Linked DNA regions of Homo sapiens: region 1 is linked to region 2. The links are chromatin loops, found by intact Hi-C in ENCODE. Cell type or tissue: Calu3. All regions are shown on one strand. Links, peaks and the distances in the headings refer to the core of each region. The heading gives the core; the rest is flanking DNA.

The links. Peaks named below come from ENCODE experiments on the same cell type or tissue, not always from the same donor. Only the 100,000 strongest peaks of a DNase experiment are listed, where the experiment ranks them.
Region 1: a loop joins it to region 2, with 6 times the contacts of the local background. A loop is called at or near these places in 1 of 110 quality-filtered maps.

What each region holds. Positions count from the first base shown.
Region 1 is chr1:193,777,003-193,793,269 of GRCh38, reverse strand. All of the region lies in intron 3 of LOC124904475 (a long non-coding RNA gene), which reads right to left. Among named protein-coding and RNA genes, the nearest start is that of LINC01031, 480 kb to the right of the region's middle. In Calu3, for the core only: no CTCF peak of the experiment used is centred there; no DNase peak of the experiment used is centred there.
Region 2 is chr1:193,550,078-193,566,344 of GRCh38, reverse strand. The region is part of intron 3 of LOC124904475 (a long non-coding RNA gene); the gene reads right to left. Among named protein-coding and RNA genes, the nearest start is that of LINC01031, 250 kb to the right of the region's middle. In Calu3, for the core only: no CTCF peak of the experiment used is centred there; a DNase peak (open chromatin) is centred at 7,614.

The DNA of each region.
Region 1 (16,267 bases), core at 2,694-10,693, 230 kb before region 2:
CATAATCCCTGTGATATCAGTCTTTGTCGTTCTATGTGTTTAAGAACATAAACCCCCAGAGGCCAGGATTCATGTATTACACTCACTGCTGTACTCCTCCCCACAACACAGAGGTAGGTATTATACAAAGAGAGCATTCAGTAAGTGATTTCAAGTGTATGGATACAGGCTTAAGTTAAAAAAATGGCCTTTCATTAAGCAATTATTTAGAAAAAAATGCAACAATGTATTCATAATAATAAGCAATGCCAATCTTTGGAGACAATATTGCTAGCAACAAGTTAACTGTCTTGAAAATATTATTACAGTAATAAGGCACAAATTAAATTCATATATAAGCCAGTTGTGTTTCAAGACTATTAGTTTGCATTGTCAAAATATGGTCAAAGAATAGTTGGCAAGATAGAAGAGATTGCTTGTTATTAATCTATCTCTTTTACTAGAAAAACAAATAGCTGTAACAATTTTGTGTCAGTAGATTTATCATCCTCTATGAACTGTAAAACATAAATGTAACAGCAAGCTGTCACCAACTCAATTTTAAAAACATTTATCATCTTTCCATTTTGTGCAATGCAATGGACTAGATGCAAGAGATATCTAAAAGTCAACGTGATCAAATCCTTCCCTTATTAGGTCTTACAGTCTATCTGGTGTGACAGACATGTAGACTACTAAGTGTAAGAGATGCAAGAAAGAAATAAACTAAATATAAATAAGCCATTCTGTGGAAACATGGAAAAAGAAGTAACTAATTTAAAAATAGCTTGTCTGAGATAACTATACATGAGAGATCTTCGGGGATAAATTCTCAATAGAAAGAAAAGAAACTGACAAAAAAAAAAGGGGCTAAGGGCATGCACGTATGATTCTGATAGGAAATATTATGGAACAGCAATAACTATGTGTAGCTGTATCTGAAAATAAAACAGAAAAAGTTGAAGGTGTTACTTGTGTTAGGATCATGGAGGGGTCTGCAGGCCATACCAGTAATCTGATGTTCAAGTTTAGAGTAACAGATGAGTGTCACTCTAAATTTATGATTACAAACCTCAACTGTAATATATCCTGTCAGTCAAATCTCTTCCATTCTTCACATCAACTATTTCCAGCCTTCTGTCAACTAGACTGAAATCTACATACTTTGTAGGCTTTTTTGATGAACTTATTTCCCAAAAAATATAGAAATCATCAGTATTAAACTTTCTACCGAAATACCTACTCCTGTCTGCACTCAAATTTTCCTTACTCCCATCTGTACAGTGAACAATGCAGTGTGTTGTATAGCACCCTCACCAGTCCCTGCCAGGAAATCCATGTGCAACTGGAAAGTCTTGGCACCTAATAGAGTGTGACTTCTATTTTCCTGCCAAAACATAAATATGTTCCTTATTTGGAAATAGGGTTCTGCAGATAAAATTAGTTAAGGATCAGCCAGGCGTGGTGGCTCACGCCTGTAATCCTAGCACTTTGGGAGGCTGAGGTGGGTGGATCACCTGAGGTCAGGGGTTTGAGACCAGTGTGGCCAACATGACAAAACCCCATCTCTACTAAAAATGCAAAAATTAGTTGGGCATGGTGGCTCATGTCTGTAATCCCTGCTACTCGGGAGGCTAAGGCAGGAGAACCACTTTAACCCAGAAGGCAGAGGTTGCAGAGAGCCGAGATCGTGCCACTGCACTCCAGCCTGAGTGACAGAGTGAGACTCCATCTCAAAAAAAAAAAAAAAAATTAGTTAAGGATCTTGAGATGAACTCATCCAGGATGTAGAGGAGGTCCTAAATCCAATGACTGGTGTCCTTGCAAGAAACAAAGAGGCCACAGTGACACACAGAGGAGAGACAAAGAGAAGAAGGTGATGTGAGGATGAAGGCAGAGATTGAAATGTCAAGGAATACCAGTGATTTCGGGCAACCACCAGAAAATAGTAAAGATGCATAGGATAGTTTTTCCCTCTGGCCCTCCAAAAGAAACCAACCCTGCCAAAACCTTGATTTCAGATCGCTGGCCTCCTGAACTCTGAGACAGTAAGTTTCTCGTGTTTTAAGCCACCCAGTTTGCAATTGGTTGTGGAAGCCCTAGGAAATGAATACAGAAGATGAGTCCTAAGAAATATCTAAGACTAAGACTTCTGTAATCTGACTACTATTCTGTATTAACCAAATTCCTGCTTCTAAAAAAAAAAAAAAAAAAAAAAAACCAGAATTCAACTTCACTCCAAATAGAATTTCTTTTATTTCTTGCATCTCTTTTGGTTCTCTCTCTTGTCAAAAGCCAGGACTAACTTATATATTGAATATATATCCTATACATATTCATATATATATTTATATATATACAGCATAGTAAATAAGTAGTCATGCCATTCACATTAGATGGGAGGATCACACCTATAGGCAAATAAGTTGGCAAAGTCAGTGGCCAGTGCCTCACCTATCAGGTAGAATATAAAATAATCTGGTTATAGAAACTCTTTATTGGATTTTTGTTTAATTTGATATTTATTTAATCAGTTGGGCTAAATGAGAAATGATCACCAAAGGAACCTCACTTTCCAACTAAAATATTTCCAGATATAGCATTACTGTTTAAAGAAAAATTCAATGTCATAAAATTTTATCTTTTGTTCTGTTCAAAATGCTTTTAAAAGAAAGTTTGATGCACTTTACATGACTTGTTTGATATTTTCCAATTCTGCCATAAATTTAACATTTATTTAATCTTGCAATTTCCCTCGACAAATTATAGCCTACAGTAACATTTTCTCTTTCTCTGACTACCTGTACACCTGATGTTGGTATATGTGTAGGTGGGTAAGAAATAGTGAAATGCCCTTCAAGAATACTGAAATAAAGCCAGTAACTTTATCATGCAAAACTAAATCAAAATATCCACAAAAACACAAAATATTTTTGCAAAATAAACCCTATGTCCCTCAGAACAAAATCACTTAACTGTAACTTGGCTGAAATTTCAGTAATAATAATGTTAATAATAATGATCACTAATATTTGAGTGCTTAATGTATGACAGGAATTATTCGAAGCTCTTTTATACATATTCTCTCATTTAATCATTACAACAATCCTGAGAGATGGACCCTATTATTATGCCTTTATAGATGTGACAACAATAAAAATGTTAAGCAACTTGCCAAAGAAACCTCAGCAGTAAGTGTTAGAGCCTGGGTTAGTACACAGACAGCCTGTATTCTTAACCATTAAGGAAAGATAAAAGCAACTGCTCATTCCAGGAAGCCTAGGAAAAAGAATAGCTGAATGAGAAGCACGGGCAGTTCCAGTAAATGCAGACTAAGGGAAAGGCTGCAATAATACAAGAAGACCTGCTATATCCAGGAGGCAGTTTATACCACTATTATACAGAAGGATAATCAAGCTGATGGTTTGAATGATCAAACCTTAACTTCCTAGAGTTATCTCATTTCCTTCTATCCCATGCTCACCAAACAGTAGTCTTACTTTAATTTGGCTTCTATCGTATTGTGTATACAAGGAGAAATTTTGGCCAGAGGAATGGAATATAAATTCCATTAACAGATTTATTTCTATTCATAAATGAATAAATTGGCATTCAGGTTGCATATATCAGTCTCATGTCAACTTCATTAGAGTGCGTAAGCTCTTTTGAGTCTGATATACCCTGACAGAATGATAAAATCATGTTTCCTGCTATGCAGAACTGAGGCTTAGACTAGGGTGGATGTCAAAGGTAATGTTCCATCGTGAGTCCTCTCCTTGGGATAGCTGAGGAAACCTCCATTAGCATTACTCACTATCTTGATATGTGCTATGCCTGCATTTCCACAGCACCCTAGACTGTATCACATAGTCTAAATCATAGAATTAAAAGATTAAAAAGTTCAGGGTTTGAAGAGATTTTAGAGATTTCCAAGTGGCTATCTGGTACTTGAATGCCCTCTAAAATATTGCTTGCAAACAGTTGCTTAATCAATGCTTGAAAACCTCTGGAGATTTTTCACCATCTCCCAAGGATACTCTTCTCATTTTATGAAAAATGAGAGATTTGAGCCAGATCTGCTTCCTTGAAACTTGCAAACAGAGTCAGGGACTGCTTGAACAAGGTCTATTCTTCTTTCACATGACAAACCTGCAGTATCAGAAGAAAATTTTCATATCCCCATGAGTCTGCCCTTCTCAAAGCTAAGCATCTCAAACTTTCTCAATCATTCTTCAATAGCCAAAATGTTTATCTTGCATTATCCAAGTCACTTTCTTTTAAATCTATTCATTTAACCAATCACCCCTTAGAGTATATCACCTGTGAGTTTAGCAAAAATAGTTCCACTATGAACTGACTAGCACAAAGAATATTTTCTAGATGATTTACTTCTACTAATAGGCTAAAATTGCAACAGCATTACTGAGAGCACATAATTTAAATAAGTGAAAGATCCATGTCTTTTTCTCATATGCTGTTTCTAAACCCCACCTTCCTCGTGTACCTTTATTTATTTTGACTTTAGTATTTAAGCAGGTGGGCCCTGACAAAAGCACGTAGATATTTCAGTTTGAAGCTACCAATAAATAACACACTTTTCTCCTCAAAAGTTTAGGATCAATTGAGAGAAACACATAATAAATCAAGCAATTAGAGATCAAAACATCACCTTCATAACTGATAAAAGCTAAAGAAGAGGATGTGGCTTATTCATGTACCAGCAATGGGTTTCAACACAGAATCCCAGGATTAGAATTCTCAACTAGAAGAACAAACTGAGGTCTCCCACTCATGGTATAGAGAACCAACCAATTTTGTGCTCCCTACAGGCAGCTGTTATACAAAATAATGAGAGGCAGAAAAGGGTGAACCACACAAACAAAGTTCGTCTCACCAAAATTTCCAATTAGAGTGTGAGGTGAAGAAAAGCCAGGGAGTGTTAAGGAAGATATTGCCCCCAAAGAAATCAGAATGAGAGTACCATCAATATTCCCTCAAATTATTTTCTGAACACATTAGACTTAACTATTATGCCTTTAGTCAAACAGGGATGGTATGGTGAGGTTAGGGTGAAGGTGAGGAATCTTGTAGAGTCATCGTCTTATTCAACAAAATACCATAGCCTGGGTGGCTTACACAACAAACATTTCCCTCTTACAGTCTCAAAGGCTGAGAAGTCCAAGATTAAGGTGCCAGGAGATTTGGTATCTGGTGAAGCCCCCCCACTCCTGGTTTTCAGAGGATCACCTTTTTTTCTGTATCCTCACATGGGAGAGAGAGTGATCATTTTCTTGTGTTTCTTCTTATAAAGGCATTATTCCCATTTATATGGATCATGTTGTCATGACCTAATTACCTCCCAAATGCTCTGCCTCCAAATACATCAGGGACTGGGGCTTCAACATTTGAATTTGGGGGACACAAACATTCTGTCTACAGCAGTCATTACTCTACCCTAGCTGCATGTAGATTTTCCCAGGACTGCATTCTAGACTGGGCAAAGACAGTCGGAAGGCAGGGCTCAGCCAGGTTCTTCTCCCTGTCTGTGTAGTCTCAAGTCTTCTCTGCATGGTCTCTATAGCAAGATAGTTGAACTGGTTACATAACAGCTCAGGGTCCCAAGAGGAAAGACACAGAAACTTCCAGAACTCTTAAAAGCTAGACCTGGAACTGACCTAGTATCAGTTCACCATATAGTACTGGTAACAGAGTCCTAGCCCAGCCTGGATCAAATGAAGGAGAGGAGACACAAGATCCATATTTTAATGAGAGGAATATCAAAGAATGTCATCATTAATCTGCCACAGTCTACCCTCTGGACACAATCTGCATTTTCTCCACTTGCAAAACATAGTCATCCCCTCCCCAAATCCCCAAAGCCTCATCCCATTGCCACCTCAGGTTCAGGCTTAAGGTCCAAAGTCTTGCAACTGAAGCAGTCACTCCCTTATATAAGTAAATGGTAGTTTTTTTTTTACAACGCCCATGTGTTTGCTTAAATATTCAGGAAACTTGAGATAAAACCAAGGTTGTAAAACATTCCCCAGCGTACCCCTGGAAGTAAATGTTAATCTGTAATCAGTTAATCTATAATCTGGCTGCAGTTTAGCTGATGCCAGTCAGACCACCAGGAGGCCTATTGCTTAAGATAATCATTGGAACAAGACATGCTGACCTGCACATAGTTTCCCAAGTCCCTTTTCCTTTAAAACTCCTTTGGCCAGCCTGAAGAACCTGAGATAGTCTTTGTGACACTAGTTTGCCATCTCCTCAGTTTGCTGGCTCCTGAATAAACCTGCTTTTCCTCTCATCACCTCTTGTCTTTCTAGTCTGGCTTTGGAGCCATGAGCAATTGAACCTGGGTTTGGTTGCAATCTCATCGTGTAATTCAGGACCAGGTATAGAAATGAGACTTCTGCATTTTCTCCTGGAGTTTGTTTCCTCCCAAATCAAAGACCTGTAGGCTGGATGTGGTGGTTGCACCTGTAATCCCACCACTTTGGGAAGCCAAGGCAGATTAAAGCCAGGTGTTTGAGACCAGCCTTGGCAACATAGTGAGATCCTGTCTCTACAAAAATAAAATTATCAGGGTATGGTGGCACGCACTTATAGTCTTAGCTACTAGCTACTCAGGAGGCTGAGATGGCAGGGTCACTTGAGCCTAGTTGTAAAAGGCTTCAGTGAGCCATGATTGTGCCACTGCATTCCAGCCTGGGTGACAGAGCAAGACCTTGTCTCTACAATAAAAAACAAAAAACAAACAAAAAACCACGTAAACTGATATGAACTGAGTGACAAGTTATGTGCTGCCTACATACCTAACAGACAATAATGATACAAGAATAGAATAAACAAAATAAAGTCTAAATAAAGGCCACAATTTTTGCTCCCAAATATTTTCTTTCTGCCCACTTTTGGTGGAGCTCTTGATACCAGGCAGAATTAATTGTTTTTAGTAGCTATATCCTGAGATGCCTCTCATTGGAATGGGCGTAGTTCTTTAGCAACTCAGTAACTGAATTGGTTCCATGCCATGCTTACACTATAAAGATCATAGCACTGACCCATCATGCCAAAAGCTTAGAAAACATGCCATTTCTGGTTCTACAGCAATTAGTTCTGGAAAGCTATGTTCCCAGAATGAGTACTTACAAATGTCTCTAAAGACCATAACAGAGACTTGCTGGTACCAAACAACAGAAGAAAATCATTTCTAATTCTGGCCTCTCCAGCTTTCCAGTTTGTTTATGTTAATAATCCTGAATGTAAATTGAACTATCCTAGCTGAGAGAAGAAATAATATCCCAAAGCATCTATAGCTGAAGTTGTCACTGCCTCATCGTCTTCACTTCTATAAAAGAGAAACAAGTTTATTTCTTAAAACTTGCCAATATTGTGAAGCGTTCAATATTTTTAGACATTCCACATTTTTTTCTCACTGCTTATCTTACAGACTAAGGGTTTTTTTTAAAATTTTTGTCGTATATCAAAAAACAGTGTACTTTCCTGGGTGTACACTTGACAATGTGTGGTCTCTAATCAAAGATTTCAGGTCCAGATGAAAGAATAAGGGAAAAATACAGATTACTGCAGTTTAAAGTTAACTAATGAAGATGCAGCATTCTGGAGAAGTAGCTAAAGTGGAAGCAGCTATAATGCATAATTTTACCTTTTTTACCTAATTTAGAGTGCCATCACTTTACTTAGGTAATGTCGGTTTCTCACCTGTGGGCTCCACCAGTTGATACATGCTACAGATCATAGCAGGATGGATAATTGCTCAATTATTTTTGTCCTGACCTTCCCTTATATGTACTTTCTTTCCTGCCTCCCTTACTAGGCAGAATTGTTAGGTTTATTCTGGGGTGTTCTTCTAGGATAACTTTCCTTTTTACACGTTAACAATTATGCATGTTTGATCTTTCCCTCAATGTGAACCTTCCTGCACTGCATATTGAAGAATTCCTCAAAGTTTCTTACATGTAGATGACACTCTACATTATGGTCTAGCAGTAATATTGAGTCTCCTCTTTTAATATATCCCTCTCGTCATTTTACTAAAGATTTCAAAAACAAAGAAATGTATTATTTGAACTCAGACTGCCATTTTTAAATAAGAAATCGATACTTTTTTTGAAAACTCACAAATTATCTTTAACAACTCTATATTGCACTCAGTCTTTATGGAAAGTTTACACACATATTTAAGCCAGTAAAATTGTGATCCATCTCTAATCTGGAGCTCCTTTTATTTATCACCATCCCACCAAAATAACTGATAGCAGTTCACCAATTTCATCTCCAGGTTCTCTGTGTGCTTGGTGATAGCACCCACTCCCTTTAGAAGAAATGAGTCCACATAAAGTTCTGTAAGTCCTCCCACTCTTCTCAACTATTTTGGACCTTATTTTCATCTTATCAGTAATACTCCTGGCCTTAACAATTTGACAATCAGTTGCCACAATAGAACAAACTGAAGCAACCTAAGAGTTTAGTAGGTATCCTTTCTCACTATCAACTCTTCATATGCTGTTATTATTTCTAGCCATGGTCTTGCTTGTCCTTATTTTCTCTTTGATAGTGAAAAATTTTTTTAATCTATTTTATTGTTTTTAACATTTTTATAAGCTTCTTTCCACTTAAAAATTTAGTCTTTACCTTAATGATATCATTCTTAGAATATATATTAGAGCCACCCAAATGCCACCTCTTCAATATTGCATGACATCGCTATGCAAAGAAATTATCTACTCTGTTAAATGAGTTTCACCAAATGTCTTTCTCTCATCTAATTAATTTGTAATATATTTATTAAAATTTTAGTCTTAAGAGCTTATCTAGAGTCTTTACCAATGTTTTTCTAAAACCATCAAAATCTGCCCTCTTAAAATATACAACCACACCTCTAGCCTGTTTCTCCCTCTGGCTTTTAGAAATTTTCAGATACTATATCGCTTGTGACTTTCTACTTACTCCATTATTGTTCATCATGCATAGGCCCAAGATGCTTTCTGGGAGATTAATATACTTGATACTCTGCCTTTCTTTCAAGAGTAATGTAATTTACAGTCTAAATGGAACCTTTCAGAGCAAGGCCTACACACAGGAAACTGAGTTTATAGAAGCCAGAACTTGTGCTTTACAACTTAACAGGTTACTTCAGAGTTGTCAATTGACTGCATCTCTCCTCCTCAGCTGTAAGCTTCTTCACAGCAGAAGTCATCAGCTCTTTTATTTCACCAAGTCCATAATGAATTATCAGGCCAAACATAGGCATCTAGTTCTTATAAATATGTTGACATAACATTTCCATAAAAGCAAAATCTGATTTATATTTCCATGTTATATATTACTATATATTTAACTCAAATGCTTCCTTTTGAATTCTATTATATTTTGTTAGAGAATATTAGTGCTACTTGATTTTGTAAACTTGAGCAACTTGATAAGATTATAGTTACTTCTATAACAATACCATATGACATACTCCAGAATCTAAGTCACCTCTTCATTTTGTTTCTGTTTCTGATACCAGAAAATAATTAGGATATGAAAATAAAGAGATGGGAAGGAGAGAAATCTTCATCCTATATTTTCTTTTATGATACTATTTTTTCCTGTTGAAGTTCCTTCTTCTTCCCCAGTATTATTGAGGTATAATATAAATTGACAAAAATTATATATATATTCAAAGTGTACAATATGATTTGATGTACATTTATGTTGGGAAATAATTACAATTATTTTGCTTCAGTTTATATTTTTAGAACAAAACCTATTCCTTACAACCTCCAGAATATGCATATCTACTCAAAACTGAGTTATAGCTATCAATTTTCTCATACACCCACAGTTTTTGCATGAGAATTACATTAACATTCGGAAAACTGGTGACATCACTCAATTCCTTATCTACCTATATGTTTGGGCTGCTAATCTGTCTTCTGTTGTATAACTGTCTCTTACATCCTAAAATGACTTCTAGAATTCATTTTACATGAGTTTTCTCACTTTGTCATGCCTGTCTAAATTTTGACTTGTTTTCCATGGTGTCTTATGAAGATAATTACTCAGTTTTCTTATCCTGGCACCCACTAGACAATACCTCTCATCTTGCCAAATACAGATTTCCTTGGCTCTGGTAATAATTTAAGGCTCTGGTACACAATGTTGAAGGGTCAATCACCTAACTTCAGGTAAATATAATGGCAACATTGTTATTTTTTCCAAACCCAGCAAAAAGAGTTCTTGCTAGAAATTTTTTAGAAACCATTTCTTCCTCTATACTAACCTTCACTAAGCCACCTCCTTCTCATTTCTACTCTTGTCAACACCCAACACAAGAACATAAAACCAAATTTAAAAATCTGCATTTAAAAAATCACAAAAAATAAAGCCACATTTTTTACTGATACATAATAATTATACATATTATGGGGTACATGTGATCATTTGATACATGTATACAATGTGTAATGATCAAATCAGGGCAATTAAGCTATTCATCACCTCAAGCATTTATCATTTCTTTGTGTTGGGAGCATTTCAAATCATTTTTTTCCAGCTATTTTGAAATATATGATAAATTATTAACTATAGCCACGATCCTGTGCTATCAAACACTAGAAGTTATTTCTTCTAATTGTATTTTTGTGCCCATTAACCAACCTCCCTTCATCCCCTGCCCTCTACCCTCCCCAGCCTCTGGTAACCAGCATTCCACTCTCTGCCTCTATGAGATCAGCTTTCATAGCTCCTACATGTGAGTAAAAATATAGGATATTTGTCTATGTCTGGCTTATTTCACTTAACATGACTTCCAGTTCCACCCATGTTGCTGCAAATGACAGATTTTATTTTCTTTCTATGGCTGGATAGTATTGCCTTGTGTATACAGACATTTTCTTTATTCACATATCTATTGACAAACACTTAGGTTGATTTCATATCTTCACTGTTATGAATAGTGCTGCAATAAACATGAGTATGCAAATATCTCTTAGGTATATTACCTTTTTTAAGATATGTACCAAGCTGTGAAATTGCTAAGATTACGTGGCAGTTATACTTTTAATTTTTGTGGGGAAACACCATACTGTTTTCCATAGTAGCCGTACTAATTTACAGTCCCACTACCAGTGGACTGGCATTCCCCATTCTCTAGATCCCCTTCAGCATCTGTTTATGTATTTTTTTTTTTTACCTTTTTGATAATGAACATTTTAACTTGGGTGAGAAGATATCTCCATGTAGTTTTGATTTGCATTTCCTGATGATTAGTAATGTTGAACACTTTTTCCTGTCTGTTGGCCCTTTGTATGTCTTCTTTTGATAAATGTCTATTCAGATCATTGGCTCATTTTTCTATTGAATTATTTGTTTTTTGCTATTGAGTTGAGTCCCTTATATATTCTGGTTCTTAATCCTTTATCAAATGGAGAGTTTGAAAATATGTTTTCTTATTTTGTAAGTTGTCGCTTCACTCTGTTGGTTCTTTCCCTTTCTGTACAGAAGTTTTTAGCTTGATATAATCTTATTTGTCTATTTGTGCTTTTGTTGCCTGTACTTTTTGAGGTCTTACCCAAAAAAAAAATTTGCCCAGACTGGTGTCCTGAAACATTTCCCCAATGTTTGCTTCTAGTAGTTTCATAATTTCAGGTATTACATTTTAAGTGCTAAATGTGTTTTTTTTAAGAAAAAGTTTTTATTTAAGATTGTAAAGATCTTTTCTTTATAATCCTAATGTTGGTCTCAATTATTAGCCTATTTTATATCATTACATCATAAGCATGAAATGTCACATAAATAAAATTGCATAATTCAGTTTGGTTCATTAGCATGATAGAAGTTCAGCTCATAACAATGTTCTCACACTTCACTTCATTCAAAATTAAACCAACACAAACACAGAAATTCAAGAACTAAAGAAATATCTACTAACACTTAGAATGAGACTTTTCCATCACAGTCTCATTTTTCTAAAGTCTGCAAGCACAAAGGCAAGAGTTAAACCTCACTGTTGGGATGAATGACCTCCCAACAGTGTTTTGACATATTCTAAAAGTAGTTATCTTCCTTTTAACACTTAGAATGAGACTTAGAATGGAGCCTAAGAAACTGAGGTGGTGGGCTTCTCAAAGGTCAGAAAGCAAAACATGGTCCCCGAATCTATTCTGCAGGGAAAGGAAATCTGCTGGAAAACATTTGGGAAATGTTTTGCTTTCTGATTAAAACAGAAACATTTAGAGAACTCTTTAGCCATTCTAACCCCACGGCTTACATAAGCCTTGGACTTGGTAAAGGGAGGATGTGATGTTTAGCTCTGTAGCAGTCACCTTGTAATCATGAAGCAACAAACCTGAAAGCAAAGCCCGATGCTTTGATGATGGCAGTGCAGAAGGATGTCACGGAGCTACTGAACCAACACTGATACTGTTTCTGTTATGTGGAATAATCAATGTTTTTTAAAAAATAATTTAACACACTGTTTTGATATTACTATTATATGCAGCCCAATTTTCCTAACTCATGAGAAATAGGGAATATTACCTAGCTATTAGTCAAAACCATAAATTGTTACTCCATCATGAAAATGATGTTAAAACAGAGTTTTACAAGTAAAACCTTCAAAAGTAAATGTTTAATAAGAAATAAGCACACTTGAGCTCCTTCATGACATTACATGTAAAGGGTTTAAACTTTAAAATTGCACTACACATATACTTTGCTTACATGTATCTGTGTGTGCATGTAAGGAAGATAACTACTTTTAGAATATGTCAAAACATAAAAGGCTAAAAAATAAGAAATGGTCTTAGTCATTTATTAAGGGAATCAGTTGTTTTATTCATCATTATCAACAATATACATTCAGAATGCCTTCTATAACTAAAGTTCTAAATATATAAACAAAGACGTATAAGCCGTGATTCTTGTAACCTAGAGGTTCCTAAACCAATTCACTCTACAGGAAGAAACCGGAGAAATAATAAAACTTACAATGAGTGCATATTTCCAAGTTCTATTAGAAAATCCTGTTTATACTCTAGTTGCAGGAAAATACGGTCCAACCAGTTTCAGCTTTCAGAGATAAATGATAAAAATGATGAGAGTAGGTACTTATATTTGTAAAAAGAGAGCTGAATAAATGCCTGAAGGAATGGCAGCTGTGTCTATGAATCCCCTTTGTCAGCTTAAGCAGGATAATATAAGATATGATTCATGTTATTTTGATATTTGTATTCAGTGAACTCAGTTTGATTCCATAAAAACTGCAATAGGATGTCAATTTACGTTGTCCTCAAAAGTGTAGACATTATCATTTTTTAATGGTACAGGCCTCAAAGTATTACTACATTTTATATCATAGAGAGAAAAGATAAAATAAAATGTAATTTTTGTTGACAAAATTCAAACTTAAAGTTACAGCTTCAATCCATTAACCAGTTCTAATTAAGAATGTTTAGAAGAAACAAACCAGACATTAAATGTAGCCAAATATACAAGGGGCAAGGTGGTGTTGAGAAATTTGATACTATTTGGTTTGCCAAATAAAACACAGGAGGCAATATTTGGGATATGTTTATTCTAAAAAAATTTGAAGTTTATCTAAAATTCCAATTTTCCTACATATCCTGTTATTTTTGTTTTGTTTTATAAATATGACAACTCTAAATAGCAATACATTTGAGTAAAATGTTTATTCCTCCTCCATTTCTTTGGTACCACTAAGTTACCAGTTTATTAAAGTTGATGTGTTCTAATAGTCAAATAATCAAACATGTACTTCCACCCTTTACTTAGGAATCAGGAATGGAATTAGGTAGATACATAAGACATGGCTCCTAATCTTAAAGTGTTCCCTCCCTATAATGGTGTAGGAATCATTGGACTATTTGCTTTCCTGCTGTATGCCTCACTAAGAACAAACTTGTGAGAGTAATCTCACTACCTGGAGGACTCATAATATTCTTTATTATAAATCACTGTGTACTCTCATTTTCAGTTACCCTCTATTCCCATTACTCTGCAGTTGTTACTCCTCCCCACCAACCTGGTCCCCGAAAACCTGAGAGCCCTGTGTGGACACATGTCTTCCCATGAATTTATTTACAGACACAAGATGTTTTCTTCCTGTCCTTGACATTGCTCAAACTTTAACTCTAACTTTACCTTTAGTTAATAAAGAGGTTCCATTTATAGAAATTTAATTTGTTGCAGTTATGTTTTCTCCATATTTCCCTTTTAAGATCTGCCAAACAACCACTTAGACTACTCCTCTCACCAGACATTCACAACTGCCAACTAACTCTCTCTCTTTTTCACACTTTCACAGGTGGAAAACGTCAATAGATTTCTCAAAGAAGTGTGAATCCAGAAAAATCAAGATCCCAGGAAAAAAAAGACTCAAAAAAGGAATTGATAAAGTTAAACATTCATGCTCCTCGGACTTCATATCGGATGCTCATTTAAAAGTAAACTCTTGGAAGCAACGTTGGGAGAAGAGTGATACAGAGTAAAAAATTATTTTAAAAACACGACTCCATATTTTAATGGTTTTGAACTTCATGTTATTACCTGTGTAATCACACACACACACACACACACACATTTTAAAACCCCATCTGCCTAGGTTTATCAATTATAAATACCAACTATTTTATTACACACATGACAGGATATTTTGTGGCCCTTTCCCCATGATGGCAAGATCCACTGAATGGTAATGCTAGAGTGATTAATGTATCCACATAGTAGCATATAATTTTTATAGAGAATAATACTTTATATGGTATTCATTTAAATGACACAATTTATTTTGTCTCTCTAAACGAAACACGTAAATGTCTATCCTCAGTTTCCTCATTAAAATAACTAATAAAATGCCACATATGTTGGTTGGCTAAGTAAAATAATATATCAATGGTATTTTGTAAATTAAAATCTCTATATAAGTCTCAGGCAGAAAACAAAGATATTTTTATACATTACTTAGAATTTTATATGACTGTAGGAATTACAGTGAAACATTTTTACTTATCAATCAAGACATTCACATCACAAGAGAGTGGTTATTTTATCACATTTATTTTAAGTTCCCAATAGAATTTTTAAAGTTGTCAATTGAGCTTCATAAAAAAGTTTGACTACCATTATTATATTTTATATAGTCATGTGTCAATTAACAATGGAGATACATTCTGAGAAATGTGTTATTTGAAAATTTCATTGTGCAAACATCATAGAATATACTTACACAAACCAAGATAGTATATTCTACTACACACACCTAGGATATATAGAATAGCCTATTGCTTCTAGGCTACACACCGGTACAGCGTATTACTACGCTGAATACTGAAGGCAATTGTAACACAATGGTAAGTATTTGTGTAGCTAACACATTTAAACATAGAAAAGTTACAGTAAACATATAGTATTAAAGGTAAAAAAAAAAAAAAAAAAAAAGGTCCACCTGTATAGGACACTTACCACGAACAGAGCTTCCAGGACTAGAAGTTGCCCAGGATGAGTCAGTGAGTGAATGGTGAGTGACTGTGAGGGCCTAGGACATTATTGTGCACCACTGTAGACTTTATAAACACTTTAGAGTTAGGATACACCAAATTTATAAAAAATATTTTTTCTTCAATAATAAATTAACTTTAGGCTACTGTAATGTTTTTACTTCATAAAGTTTTAAATTTTTTAAAAGTTTTTCAACTATTTTGTAATAACACTAGCTTAAAATTCAAACACATTATATAGTTGTATAAAAATGCTTTCTATCCTTATAAGATTTTTTATACATTTTTCTTTACTTCTTACACAACTCACATCACAGGTTTGTTTACACCAGTAACACCATAAAAAATGAATTATATGTTGCACTACAACATTACAATGGTTACAATGTCATTACATAAGAATTTTTCAGCTCCCCATTATACTCTCATGGGAACACCACCATATATGTTGTGCATCATAGACTGAAACATCATTATGTAGTACATGACTGTATGTCATATTCCATATACCTGATTGATATGGTTTGGCTGTGTCCCCTCCCAAATCTCATCTTGAATTGTAACTCCCACAATTCCCATGTGTCATGGGAGGAACCCAGTGGGAGGTGATTGAATTATGTGGGTGGGTCTTTCCTGTGCTGTTCTTGTGATAGGAATGAGACTCACAAGATCTGATGGTTTTAAAAAATGGGAGTTTGCCTGCACAAGCGATCTCTTTGCACTGCCATTCAGATAAGATATGACTTGCTCCTCCTAGCCTT
Region 2 (16,267 bases), core at 3,516-11,515:
CTCTTGTAATCTTTCTGACTGATAAGAAAATGCAGTCTATTTGACAAAAGACCAAAAAAAGTGCTACTAATTATTTTAAGAGTATAAAGTGAAGTAGAAAAGACAAATATATTACTTTGAATTATACATGCACAAGAATTAGATTCTCTTTTTAGAAGACAAATTTGATGACTGGGTAAAAAATAAACTGTACCACTTACAAGAAACAATTTAGACAAAATACAAAGAAGATGAAAAGTGAGAGGAAAGTCAAAGATATATCAGAATGATAAAGAGTATGACAATATCTATATCAGAAGAAGTTGAATTAAAGGCACAGATATTATATGTCATAAAAAGGATTATTTTATATTAACAAAAGTACAATCTACAAAAATGATATGTCCTGAATGTCTATATATCAGATAACATGGCATTAATGTATAAAAAGCAAATGCATTTAAAAAGCTGATAGAAACACAGGAATACGAGACACATCATCCTCAGGCAAACACCAAGTGGCGAAAAAGAAGACAAAGAGGATTAGAAAACTACAACTAATAAGGATGATTTAATATACACTAAACTTTAATATTTCTAATTTTAAGTCCTACAAGCACTGAATATAGTTCTTTTTAAGGACCTATCAACATTTTCAAAATATTATTTATGGGTAAAATAAAATACTAGCTCAAGGAAAGAGCTAAGCCAACAAAACAGAATAAAGAGCCCTTCAGACCCTAGTATTTATGAGAAATTATTATGTGACACTATAGTATAAAGTGACATTACAAATCTGAGCAGATAAATTAATAAGTGGGCAATTAGTTAATCATGTGGGGAAAATAAGCTAGATCTTCAACAAGTCTATATACAACAAAAACATTGGGTGAATGAGTTGAATTAAACAAAAACACTAGCAATAAAAACTGGTGAATAGGCCAGGCACAGTGGCTCACACCTATAATCCTAGCACTTTGGGAGGCTAAGGCAGGCGGATCATGAGGTCAGGAGATCGAGACCACCCTGGCTAACACAGTGAAACCCCGTCTCTACTAAAAATACAAAAAAAATTAGCTAGGCGTGGTGGCAGGCACCTGTAGTCCCAGCTACTCGGGAGGCTGAGGCAGGAGAATGGCGTGAACCAGAGAGGCAGAGCTTGCAGTGAGCCGAGATTGTGCCACTGCACTCCAGCTTGGGTGACACAGCCAGACTCCATCTCAAAAAAAAAAAAAAAAACTGGTGAATATTTACATTGTATTGAACAAAAACTTTCGTTCTGCATAAGTTAATCAAGGAAGAATCTTTAAAAATGAGTTTTATAGATTTGGCTACGTAAGATTTAAAAGGTTCACTTTCCAATAAAAATTATAAAATTGAGAGGTGAAATGTAAAAATTTATGAAAAAAATCAATCTAGTCTGTAAACAGCTGCCATCAATTACTAAACTGCCGCCTATCCCAGCATAAAATGGACAAAGCATATAGGAAGTCAGTTTGTTTAAAAAAAAAAAAAAAGAAAGAAAGAAAAACCAAACCTTAATAATATATTTATGGAGAAGCAAATCAAAACAATTAGATTTGAATTTCTTCTACAGGTGGTAATTAATCTATATGTTTATTCCTAATCAGAACGCAATTCTATTCAGGTTACTGAGGATCACTTCCTAAATACAAATCCAAGGCCTTGAAATGTAAATATCCTCTTTACATGTAAATATCAGTTTTCTAAAGTTATCACAAGACAGCAATTTAAATGTGAATAAGATTTGTTTGTAAAATAAGTATTGTTTCTAAAAAGAAAAAAACTGCCAACAAACTAAACAGCTAACAGTATTTTGGATTAAGTTACAATAAATTAATAAGACAAAATATAAGTCATTAAAAGTGCCAGGAAATATAAATATATATGTATATATATAAAGATACATATATATGTGTATATAAATGTGTATATAAAGATACATATACACATATATGTGTATATAAAGATACATATACACATATATGTGTATATAAAGATACATATACACATATATGTGTATATAAAGATACATATACACATATATATGTGTATATAAAGATACATATACACATATATATGTGTATATAAAGATACATATACACATATATATGTGTATATAAAGATATATACACATATATATGTGTATATATAGATATATATACGCAAATATGTGTAGATATAGATATATATACGCAAATATATGTGTAGATATAGATATACGCAAATATATGTGTAGATATAGATATATATACGCAAATATATGTGTAGATATAGATATATATACGCAAATCTACGCGTATATATATAGATATATATACGCAAATCTACGCGTATATAGACATATATACGCAAATCTACGCGTATATAGACATATATACGCAAATCTATGCGTATATAGACATATATACGCATATATATGTATATATATACGCAAATATATATATATATATATATATGTGTGTTTTTTTTTTTTTTTTTTGAGACAGTCTTGCTCTGTCACCCAGGCTGGAGTGCAGAGTTGCCATCTCTGCTCACTGCAACCTCCGCCTCCCGGGTTCAAGCGATTCTCCTGCCTCAGCCTCCTGAATAGCTGGGATTACAGGAGGGCACCACCATGCCCGGCTAATTTTTGTATTTTTAGTAGAGACAGAGTTGCACTATATTGGCCAGGCTGGTCTCAAACTCCTGACCTTGTGATCCGCTTGCCTCAGCCTCCTAAAGTGCTGGGATTACAGGCATGAGCCACCATGCCTGGCCGCCAGGAACTATATATTCTGAGACAACAGATATGTAGATATTCACACACTTAATTTTTGTGAATATAAAAGGAGTGATAACAGTAGTTATTTCTGGTTAGATAAGAATTCATTTTCTTTTTATTTATCTGAATGCTTATACAATAAGCACATAGAAGCTAAAAATTTTCACAAAACCACCTAAATATTACAGATGTAGATCATGTAACTTTTGTGTAATGAAATACCATCCAAGTGTTAAAACTGTATCATAAAAAAATTTAGTAATATAGAAAAGTATGAAATGTTAAGAAAAATTGACTAAAGTCATATGTAAGATAGCAATTTTGCAAAAAAAATGTACAGATATAAACATTTCAAAACAGCTAGATGGATATGCACAAAAATATTAACAGTGGTTATATCTGGATGGGAGAGGTACTAGAGTTACAGAGGGTCTTTTTTTTGCTTCACCAAATATTCGACAGTGAACATTACTTTGGTAATTACTTTTGTAATTAAAAAAATATATTAAGCTGGGCGCAGTGGCTCCTGCCTGTAGTCCTAGGAGGCTGAGGATTGCCTGAGCTCAGGAGTTTACGACCAACCTGGGCAACATGGCAAAACCCCATCTCTACTAAAAAAAGAAAAAAGAAAAAAAAATATTGCTGGGTGTTGTGGCACGTGCCTGTAGTCCCTGCTGCTCGGGAGGCTGAGGCAGGAGAATCATGTGAACCTGGGAGGCAGAGGTTTCAGCGAGCCGAGATTGCGCCACTGCACTCTAGCCTGGGTATCAGAGAGAGTCTCTGTCTTTAACAAAAAAAAAAAAAAATTATAAAAGTTATTTTTAAGATACTCAAGATGTTTAGTAAACCTAAGTAAGAGAAAACGTATTTTAAAACTTTAACAGCTAGTTCTATTGTGCCTTTTTTATATAAAAATTATCATTTTTAGCGCAAAAAGTAGAACCCTTTTATTACAATCTAGTGAGGGACACAAAATAAAACCTGAGTGGTATTGTGCAAGTAGTGTATAAGTTCTAACTTAAAATATTTACTTATTAAAAAAATGAGAACAATGATATATTACTCTTTTGATAATATATCCCTGTGCCATTGCTGCTGTAACAAATTACTGCAAACTTCGTGTCTGTAAACAACACAGATTTATTATATTACAGTTCTGGAGGACCTAAGTCCAAAGCATGCCTTACCCGGCTAAAATCAAAGTGCCACAGGGCTGCTTTCCTTCTGGAGACTCTATGCAAGAATTCCTTTCTTGCCTTTTCCATCAACCTGCATTCCTTGGGTTGTGCCCTGCCCCTCCCTTTTCAAAGCCAGCTATGCTAGTCAAATCTTTCTCACATCCTATCATTCTATCACTGATTCTTCTGCCTTCCTTTTCCACATTTAGGGACATTTCTGATTACATTGGGCCACTTGGATAATCTAGAAAAAATTCCTTAAGGTCATCTGATTAGCAACCTTATTTCCATCTGCAATCTTACTCCCCCTGCCATGTAAGACAACTGTCACAGCTTCCAGGACTTAGGAAATGTAAATCTATGGGTCCCGTTACTCATCACAGATGACTACAAATATTTGCAATCAGTGGACACCAGTTTCACTAGTTCAAAAAATATTTATTGAACCTTTGCTAAGTGATGGAAACTATTCCTGTGTTGAGAAAACAAAAGTTAACAAAATAGAAATAATTCTTCAAAGAGCCATTACAAACATTACAGTATGAATATCATCCTTGTTTTCCATTTGCTTCAGTTTTTGGCTTTGCATGCGTACTACATAGAAAAATTTTGATTTTTGCAGGTAAATAGCTACAAATGACAAAACATTGCAACCTCAGAACTTAGTCACTCATTCAGAAAGTGTTTACTAAATATTCCCGTGGACCTGGAGTCATGCTAGGTGTGAGAGATAAAACAATAAACAGAAAAAAATGGTCTCTATTCACTTGTGGTAATTTAAAATGTGAAGAGTTATGAGTGAGATGACAGGAAATTTGTTGCAAGTTCTGGCAAGAGAAATTAATATGCATAAAATACTAATCCAAAAAAATGTATTATTCTGGAAAGGATACTTTGTCTCATTTGGCAGTATTTTAAGGAATATATTATTTTAAAAGTGTGTGTTGACATTTTTTTTTTTTGTTTGAGCTGGAGTCTCACTCTGTCACCCAGGCTAGAGTGCAGTGGTGCGATCTTGGCTCACAGCAACCTCCGCCTCTCAGGTTCAAGCGATTCTCCTGCCTCAGTCTCCCGAGTAGCTGGGACTACAGGTGCCCGCCACCATGCCCGGCTTTTTTTTTTATTTTTGTATTTTAGTAGAGACAGGGTTTCACCCTGTTGCCCAGGCTGGTCTTGAACTCCTGAGCTCAGGCAATCCACCCTCCTCGGCCTCCCAAAGTGCTAGGATTACATGCATGAGCAATCATGCCCAGCCATGTGTTGACTTTCAATAATGGTTTTTATTCATATACACATATACATGTAGATATCTATACATCTATATGAATATATATAAGAAATATGCACATATTGCTTAGTGAAAGCTGAATCAAAACCCTGAAACAGCTCACTAAAATTTAGCTGTCATAGAAATTCACTGTGAAAATCACTGCTTCAGTTAAATGGGATAAGCTTATTCTATTCTTAAAAGGAGAGTTTTTTATATAATAATGATAGTTTTCACATTTTCTCTTTATTTTTCCTAAATGTATAATATATTCTAGAGCTGGCTCAAGATTTTCTTTTTCTGGTATGGGGACACAGTTCTAGAAGAGTGAGATTCTATGTTTATAAATAGCATTTTGAAGCAAATCTTGCAAAAAGATTTGCTCCCTCATCAGAATATCTTTAACGAGATCAAAAGAATTTAGACCATAGAGTTCTGTGTGTAGAGAAAATATCCCAATTTACTACTGAGAATCACTCAATAGGCTGGAATTGAGAAAAAAGGTGACCGACTATTTTCAATTTGCCTAGACTTTCTAGATTTTGAAAATCAAAGTCCTACATCCAGCAAAACTACCTTAGTCCTGGGAAAACCAGCATGGCTGGTCATTCTAATCCAGACCCTAGGTATTTTGAGTTGGAGAAGAGAGAAAGAGGAGGGAGGAAAGTAAAGTCAGTGGTCACAGCTCTCAGTAACAAAAGGAGGGTACGATGCAGGGCAGGGCTTCCCTTTCCTTCCTCGAGCAAGACACGTCATGGTAAATCTGGTAGGGCTATGGGGTCAGACAACTGGAAACACTGAGAATCACTTTCTTCAGCTGTCCTTTCTTTATGTTGTGGATTCTGAGCTGAAGAAGAGTAGCACATCAAAAAGGCCCACTGCAGGAGGGATGGATAAGGGAAGAAGGACCAGTGGGCTACAGGATGCATCAGACATTCAGGACCTGCAGTCAGCAGAAGCAAATTTGAAAGAGACCAGATCAGTGGTTACATCAGCCACAGGTCTCATCTACAAATGCCCGGGTGGAAAAGTGGGTAGAGGTATTGCCTCAATACCACAGGACACTCTAAGGGCATTTTATCCATGGACTTCAGTTCTTCTGCCTCATCATGAGATTGCATAGGCCATATTCCTCCCTTCCTAGGTCTTCATTGAAACTCTAATAGAATGAGCATTCTTCTCTAAGAAAGACTGGACATTATCCAAACCAACCGCTGAAATTCTTCTTTAAAATCAGATGGTTTATAGATAGAACCCATCATATTTCTTCTGCTCATCTGAGTTACAGCATGAGTTTCATGTGTGATCTTGCTAGAAGTATACAGCTGCACAAGGCTAAACAGCTAACATTGTAAGGATCCCCAGTCAAAAGATGCCACCCAAAGTGAGTGAATATGGTTTTCTAGCAAGTCAGTCATCAAGAATTTAAGTGCCTTAAGGACACTTACTTAGTACTGTACTTGGTTATGCGCTTTATGTGGCAAAGAAATAAGCTAACAGCTCTTGTTCGTAGTTTTTTCACTAAAATACGGTTCATCTCCAATCTCCTACTCCCGTTGGATTTATTTGTCAGGCTTTACCCACTGCACTGAAACTAAAAGGAAAAAAATATCTTGCTGATTCACATACCTACTCAGAGGCTTCAGCATGCTGGCTGCCCAAGAGAACTTTAACAGCTCAGACCCCTTTCAAACAGCAGTGAATCTCTTTAAATCTAGAGGATTATGCTTTTGAAAGATTGGAATGAGGAAAATCCTCTTTTTAAAAAAAATCCTCCTAAGACATCATAAATCCAAGAGTCAGTATTTTCACCTGGTTTACTAGAGCCAAGGCATTTATATTACTCAAGATATATATTTACTTATTTTTATAAAATATATTCTCCTAGAGGCCTAGGTGTCAAGTGCATTTTCTTCTTCCCCAAATTGTAAATTAATTTTTAAAAACCTTTTGAAAATACACTGTTTGCAGACCAAGAACTGTCCCCCTAACACAACCATGCTTTTGTATCATGTTCATCCACTCTGCACAGCTTAAGTAAAATGACATTGCAGGTAGCCAGATCACTTATGTCACCAAGAAGACAAATAGTTACCTTTGTAACAGAAAGTAAAATAAAAATCAGTATCCAGCTATTTCATCCAGAGAAGTCAAATTGGTACTAACACTCACCAAAAAGTCAACAATTGCTGACACAGTCAGGAGGTTGAGAAAAATCAAGTAGAAATGAGGAAATAGGGTTGCCTGCCAAGCATACCCACAAAAAGCAAAGACGTTTTGACACTCTTAGTGAATTCTCACTACAAGAGGAAACTTTTGTTGGACAACACCCAACAGATCTTAGTGCCAAGGTCAGGATAAGATTGCCCAAGGAAGTGACCCGGACAACTCTGTGTGACTTCTGGCTACACCGTTACCACTGGTCCAGATGCCTGGTGATGCTGGCAGATGCTAAGGCAGTCGGGTGTTTATGGTTTGGATCTGGGAGAAGGAAATACAGCTAATAGCTCCAGTGGTTGAACAGAATTAGAAAAGCTATGACTAAACCACCTCTATAAGATTATGAGTCATCTCTAGATGGTCTTCCCTTTTGTACTGAATGGAACACATTGTTATAAACAACAAAATCTAAATGTAAGTGGAAATTACACAGGGAGTCATTCCAACAATGAGCAAACTTGAGAAGAAATACTCTCTAAGATAAAGGATTTATAAGTACCTACAAAGTGCATCATGTGTGGAATGCATTTGAGAAATATGTCTACCTTGCTTTTTTAATATGTGGGAAATTCAACATGGATCTATTTTTTAACAAAATCAGATTATTATTAGACAAATTATTATTTAAAAACTATATTGCACTAAGTCCTTTTATCAAAATGAAGATCCTACATTAAAGAAAGCAACATGCATTCTTCTCTCTCTGTAAATTTGTACCACCAAATATTAGGCTGTTTTGTTGTGGGGTATACAAGTATCCAAGCAGGTGTTTGAAGGAAGTCCCCAAATCTTATCTTCTTTGAAACAGGGTAATACTCAAATCATTTCAGAGATACCGCTCTCTGTACTATTCTATAGCCTGCAAAATGATTAGGAAATTTATTTTGCCCAGTTCTCTATCTACCTATAAAAATTAGGGCTTTGAATAGAAAGTATATAGATTGGCAAAGATGAGGCTATTCATACCCCAAAACTATGTTGAATTTTACACAAAAAATTTCAACTATTCACTTAGAGAAGTTTATCTGTGGTAAGGGTTTAAATTTTAAAGTAAAAATTCTAAGGATTTCTAATCTTGTGTACTTTACTTATTCATTTGCTTATTTTAGAGAAGTGGATTCTCTTACAGATTGGCATAGACAGGATGCCTAGGACAGCTCTTTATAGCTTGCATTAATACAAGGAAATTTTGTCTTTTTCATTAGAACTCTGAGTTTCCCATCTACCTTATCATGGGTCTAGTTTGAGGCACTATGGTTGAGGTAGGACTGAGTGTGACCAACCACTATAGAACAGATTAAGTCAGGACTAAACACACAATTCCAAGTGAAGGCAAAAAATGAAAATATCAAATATATTTAAAAAAAATTTTTTTTGAGACAGAGTCTTGCTCTGTCACTAGGCTGGAGTGCAGTGGCACGATCTCGGCTCACTGCAACCTCCCCCTCCCAGGTTCAAGCGATTCTCCTGCTTCAGCCTCCCAAGTAGCTGGGAGTACAGGCGTGTGCCACCACACCCAGCTGATTTTGTATTTTTAGTAGAGATGGGGTTTCACCATGTTGGCCAGGATCGTCTTGATCTCCTGACCTCTTGATCTGCCTGCCTCAGCCTCCCAAAGTGCTGAGATTACAGGCATGAGCCACCGCGCCCGGCCGGAAATGTCAAATCTAAAGGTGCCATGAGCAGACAGACAAAAACAGGTCCTGAAACAAAGGGTCTTAGACCCAGGTCAGCAAAATGGAGATGGTGTTAAGGGTGGGGTTTGGGCCCATGAACCAGACAGAGTGGAGCCAGGGAGGATGTCATATGGCATCAATTCATACAGCAAAGATCCTGGAAAAGGAATGCGGGCCTAGCTCTTCAGCAGGGAAGGAGCTTCTGGGGAGCTTGGCTGCTCACTGCTCACGGAAGGTTGAAGTAGCCTTCTTTTGGTGGCACTTCCTTAGAAGATTTGCCTCTTCTTCCATTTCCTATTCCTTTTCTCTCCATTACAGGGTTGAGTGTTTCATTCTCCTGAGTCCCTAACACCCTGTCATCATGGGTCTCCCAAAGTCCTATTTCACATTTTGTTTCTTGTAATCGCCATTTCCCGATTTCTTCCATGGACACCTTCTAATGTGTTTACATGTATACGTTTGTTTGCATGTGTTCCTGAAAGACTGTAGTTTTGCGCGGTGTACATACATTTTTATAAATGGGTGTTTATTTTCTATTTTCTTCTGTTTTTCACCATTTAATCAGAACTGTTGTTAAGCTCCATCCATATAACTGTCTGTTCATCTAGCCCGTTGCACAGAAGTTCTGCTTGATTCTCCATTTAGTAAATCCACCACATCTTAGCATCCACTCCCCTGGTAACGGATTGCCTTCAGTTCTCCCCACCACAAACAATGCAGCAATGAACAGCCTCAGACATGTGTCCCATGAATCTGTTAAAGAATGTCTGTGGGACATATGTTCAGAAGTAGAAGTTTGGGTTGAAGGATACTTAATATGACATAATGCTAAATATAACAAGGTAGTATGTGGCTGCCACAATCAACTCCTACCAGCGCCATGTTAATTTCAATATTCTTACATGCCTGAAAAAGTTGCCATCGTCCATCTTTCTAATTGTTGGCAGCAAAAAGGATGTGCAAACCATGGCCTATTGGTCAGCTGCATGTTTATATAAATAAAGTTTTATTGGAACACAGCCATGCCCATTTGTTTATGTATTGCCTAGGCTGCTTGCATGCTACTGTGACAGGGTTGAGTAATTGCAAAGGGACAATAGGGCCTGCCAAGCCTAAGGTATTTACTATCTGGCCCTTTAAAAACAGTTTGATGACTTCTCAGAAGTGTTAATTGTTTTCATATTCATTTCTCTGATTATTTGAATTGGACATCCCTTTGATACAGGACAGGCAAGCCCCCAAATCGGGGTTTAGCCCAGCAGGATTCTTGGCTTCCTCCAGGAAAGAATTCAATGGTGGGTCAGTGGTGTTAAATAGCAACTTTTATTGAATCAGCAGTGTACAGCAGCAGCAGTGGTGCTGCTCCTTGCAGAACAGGGCTAACCATAGGCAGTGTGCCCAGAATAGCAGCCTAGAGGCATTCCAGCACTCATTCATATTTATACCCACTTTTAATAATATGCAAAGTAAGGGGCAGTTTATGCAGAAATTTCTAGAATGAGAGTGGTAACTTCCAGGCTATCTCCTTGTTGCCGTGGAAAGAAGTGGTAATTTCTGGGTATTGCCACAGCACATTGGTGGGCCTGTGTTATGGGGAGGTGCTTCTGCCCCTGACTTGTTTTAGCGAATCCTCAATTTGGTCCGATGACCAAGCCCCACCTCCAGAGTAGAGTTCTGCCTCCTACCTCACCTTTATATACTTGTTGGCCTTTCGATTTTCCTCTTTAGTAACTTACCTATCTGCACCGTTTTGGATTTTTCTTGTTGATATGCAGGAGTAAGTTATACTCAGAAAGTAGCTCATCAATATTAGAATTGCAAATATCTTCTTCATCCTGTTGGCTGCCCATGAATTGTATATGTGGTGACCTTCATAAAAGTGAAAACCTTAAATTTTGGTATCAAATTAATCAAAGTGCGAACTTACGGTTGATGACTTTGAGGTTAAAAAGCCCTTCACCACAGAGTACTTACTGATTTTTCTGAAGGGATTTTTTTTTGTTGTTTGGTTTTTTGCATTGATCAAAATAATATTTCCTTTGCTCTATTAATGCAATGAATCATGTAAATAAATTTCCTGAATTTCTAAGTTTCTGTAGTTCTTTGATACCTGAACTAATTAATATGGTTTATATTAGTCTTTATTGTATATGTATATTCTCACACTTGGTTGTAAACTACTAACAGAGAAAAATACACACTCCATATTGTAGAAGTCCAATAACACCTATTAAAATTATAAAACTGGAAGAAAGATTGTCATGGCCACTATGAAATGGCTTCCAATTATTGTATTAGACCAACTCTATAAATCTTTCATTAGTATCCTGAGAATCAACTTTACGCCAAACTCAGAATTGTAAAGAATATCTAAACGCTGCTTGCTAGTGCTGGAAAACACGGAGTTGTGTTAGTCATCAAAATTTAAAAACTAAATAGCCAAAAATGAAATTATTCTTGTAATATATAATTAGCATTTCAAAATTTAAAACATACTTTGTTTTCCTCATTAGTTTTGTCATTTCTGTTCAACAACATGGAAAATTATAACCCATAAAAGTGCTTTTGTCCAAAAGAACTCTTGTCCTATCATAACTCTTACATGAAAATTTCCAAATCTTTTAAAAATCTTAATTCATACTCAGGGTTGTTTTACTACCTTTTTTAAATAAAAAGAGTATGAACAAAATGTTTTGATTTGCCCTTTTTCATGATTTTATGCCCACATTATAACGCCTAAGGCAGAGTCAAAAACACAAATAGCTTTCCCTCATTTTTAGTCTAGTAATTCAAGCTGAGTTTCAGATTGGGCAATGGAAATGGATCTATGATAGTACTAGTAATACCAAGAAAATCCACGGTTTATTAGTGTCACACCAATGTCTGTACTCCTTAGATTTAAATGTATTACATATTAGCTCTGTAATAATTTACGCATGTCACAGACCCCTCCTTCTAATTTGGTGCCAAAGTTGTATGTGAATTTCATATTGACAAGAATCCAACAAAAAGAAAGAAGTGTTTTTAATCAGAAACTTTTATAAACAAGTTTCAGCATGGAGAGATTAAATATCTGTGGACTTAAGAATTATAGAGCATCCGAACTATGAAAGTTCAAGTTAAGTTCTAGTTAAATTTTATTTAATCAAAATTATCTTTAATTAGGTATGTGTATTTTAAACTTGGTATCTAACTGACAAGAAATATTCAGATGACATAAGTAAATATTCATTGGCTGACAGAAATAGTCTCTAGGATATAACCATTTGAGGTTTAGTGGAGCCCCATAAGATATTGCATAGCTTAACAGACCTCCTGTCTTTACATTGATTTCTTCTCTAGGAGATCACTAGGGCCAACCCGTGCTACTCCCAATTAGTCTCATGTAACTTCTTGCTTCCAGTCATTCTACCTATTGGCAGGAGAGACAGTCCTCCTCAGGCCTAGTGCTTTCTTTTATGTCATACTGGGTGTGTCAAGAATGCAAGACCTTGACCACTCTTTATTCAGTCCATTTCTCAGGGCTGTGTTTGCAGTGAGCAACCCTGACAGAGGAGTTAGCCTCTGCCTCTAGACAAAGACCAAGTTGTATTTACTATGCATAAAAGCAGTAGACTCTCCAAACTCAGTACTCCTCAGCCACAGCGCAAACCCACTGTGTGCTTAGCATATATTTGGGCTGTACTGTGTCAGTTCTGTAGGAATTGGGAGCAAGGGGTGCCAACACGAATATGCTGATACCCTTGCTGCTTGTTATGTCATAATCCATAAAGTCCTTTGTCTCTAATCTAGGAGTATTCTATTTTCTGCCAGCATCCATGAAATAGTAACAGGTGAACTTATTAGCTTGGTAAGCAGAAGAAAATCAAATCATAGACACGGCATCTATGGCATTTAAATTTTATTTTCTACTCTGGCCAAATAAAAATCTCTTTTAAAAAAAACTGAAAATCTGGACTAAAAAGCATTATAGAAAATCCTCAGATTTCTAGATTCTCTTATTCTCTGCTCAATTTATTAAATTTAAAAAAAGTCTAAAGGTTCCTAAAGGAGTTATCAACTTTAAACTATATCCTTAATTTCTTTTTTCTTCCTACTTCCTAAACAGACATTCGTAATTTTAACAAGACTTTTAAAAGTAAAATAAAGCCTAAATCAAAATCTTGAAGGGTTTCTTCCTCTGAATTTATTTTAATCACAGGGTTATATATGATAGTTCCAAAGCTCAAAATTCTATGCTAAAGAAATCATTTAAGCCAAGAACATGATTCTTGGGGTGACAGTACAAGCTTAGAAAGTAGAAATGTCAGAGGAAAAAAAATCAATAAAGACTGTTGATAAAAAGATAGGTTTTAAGATAGGACAAGGAAACAAGAGAAAGAAAAACAAGAGAAAGGACACTTGTTGAAGGCAAATAGGAAGTTGATCCAAACTTAGGAAGCTGGTGCCACATGGCCAAATGTTAGATAAATGAAATCTTACAGAAAAGAATGGATCAGAGAGTAATATGTCTTCCAAGCAGGGACTTTCGTCCAGAGTGGGCTAACGATGCACGGATAAGCAATAAAATGTCTTAAACATTTCTTACATGAATAATAATTACTGTTTTCGCTCATTAACTTAATAAACAGCTATTGAGTTTCTACTATAGGAGAGGACCTGCTCCAGGATCAGGGGTTAGCAAACTATGACCTGCAGGCCAAATCCAGACCAACATCTGCCTTCGTAAATAAAACCTTCTGGGGACACAGCCACAACTAAGTGCTTGGGTTTTCTGTGTCTACACTCATGCTACAACAGAGTTGAGTCGCTGCAGCAAAGACAGTATGACCTGCCAAGCCTACAATAGTATCTGGCCCTTTACACAAAAAGTTTCCTGACCTGTGCTCTTGATGATAGACATACAGTAGGATCAAAACAAGTCACACCTTCTGGGAACTTACACTAGTAGGGAGCAGACGGTAAACAGTACATACCTAAATATGCTACACTTTTTCAGGTACTGGGAGGTGCTTTGAAGAAAGAAGAATAAAGAGAGTGTTTTTATATTAACCTATGGGTATTTGCTATATTATACAAATACTAAGGTAACATACAAAAATCTCACTTTTAAAGTTTTAAAAATAAATTAATGCTATTTTGTTCTATTGAGGATTTATAATTTGCCTTTGTTAAATCAAACTTTGATGTAGTATATTAACTGAGAAAAAATCTTTGATGGTCCAAATTTCTACCTACCACTGAACTACTCTTTATTTCTTAGATAAAATTTCCCACCAATAGAAAAGTTAAGTTTCTCTTTTACATAAATGACTGACTCATGACAGGTAAAACCTTAAGGGAGGTAGTTCCAAAATAAACACACACACACACACACACACACACACACACACACACACACACATATATACACACACAGAGATATACAAATTGAGAATCCGTTATTCAAAATGCTTGGGACCAGAAGTGTTTCAGATTTGGGAATATTTGCCTATACATAATTAGGTACCTTGTGGATGTGACCCAAGTCCAAACACAAAGTTCATTTGACTCATATACACCTCATACACATGGCCTGAAGGTGATTTTATAGAATATTTATAATTTTGTGCATGAAACAAAGTTTTTACAGCATTTTGACTGCAACCCGTCACATGAGGTCAGCTGCGAAATTTTCTACTTGTGGCGTCATGTCAGTACTCCAAAAGTTTTGGATTTGGGAGGATTTCAGTTCGTCAGATTAGGGATACTAAACCTGTGTGTGTGTGTTGGTGGGGAGGGCAGGGACTAAATTTGTATCACTGAATTTTAGAAGGAAAAAGCCTTAGAGATCATTTTGTTTGACCTTTTTGTTCTAGGACAAGTTCATCAAATCCCAGGGAGCCTAAGCTATCCTGGTTCACCAAGCTAGAAAGTGGCAGAGGGAGGGAATGGTTCTAAGGTCTTTCAGACCTTCAACAAGGCTTCATACCAACACAGCCACACACTAGAGCCACATTCCCAGCCTCTGTCCCCAGTCTCACATTGACACGTTAGGAGACCTGAATTCTAGTCTCTATTTTGCCACAAACTAGTTACGTGAGCTTGTAATTATTTCAAATTATCTAAATATCATTTTAATTCATATAAGATATTCAAATATCATTTTCTCATTCATACTATATTTCTTATGTCTCTCCCAAACCTAGGTAGCCCTGTAGAGGATAGGTTTAAGGGTGAGGGCCCTGGGCCAGGTACGGTGGCTCATACCTACAAGTCCAGCACTTTGGGAGGCCAAGGCAGGTGAATCACTTGAGGTCAGGAGTTCAAGACCAGCCTGGCCAACATGGTGAAAAGTCGTCTTTACTAAAAATATAAAAATTAGCTGGGCATGGTGGCACATGCCTGTAATACCAGATACTCCAGAGGCTGAGGCACAAGAATTACGTGAACCTGGGAGGCAGAGGCTACAGTGAGCTGAGACTGCACCACTGCACTGTAGCCTGGGTGACAGAGTGTGACCATGTCTTAAAAAAAAAAAAAAGAAAGAAAGAAAAAAGAGTGAGGGCTCTGGAGCCCAATTGCTTGACTTCAAGTCCTGACAAGTTCCTTATTCTCATTATGTCCCAATCCCCTTCTTTAAAAGAATGCAGTAATTGTACCCACCTCATAAGATTCTTCAAAGGACTAAATTAGTTAATACATATAAAGTATTTAAAAAGAACCTGGCATGTATGAATGTTAAAAACAATGTCAGTTTCTATTCTAATTCTACTTTTAAAGTAGTATGAGACCGAAAACATCTAAATCATCTGAATCATAGAAAGGCTCATATATTCAACAAATTGCCACTATGCTACCAACTTCTCATTTTACCATACCTGTAGCTTTCTAATTTATGTCTAGACATGATGCAGAATCTCAATATATCCTTCCATTAGATTCCTCCAAGCAAACATTGAGCTTGCTAAAATCCTAATGAGTTCCAACAAATGAATTTCAAATTAACTCAAAGGAACTTTAGTAATTAATAAACTTTTTTGTTGAAAGGTCCTTTCTCTGAATATATACCTAAAAGAATATAAATCACTCTGTTATAAAAGACACATGCACATGTATATTCACTGAAGCATTCACAATAGCAAAGACATGAAACAACCTAAATGTCCATCAGTGATTGACT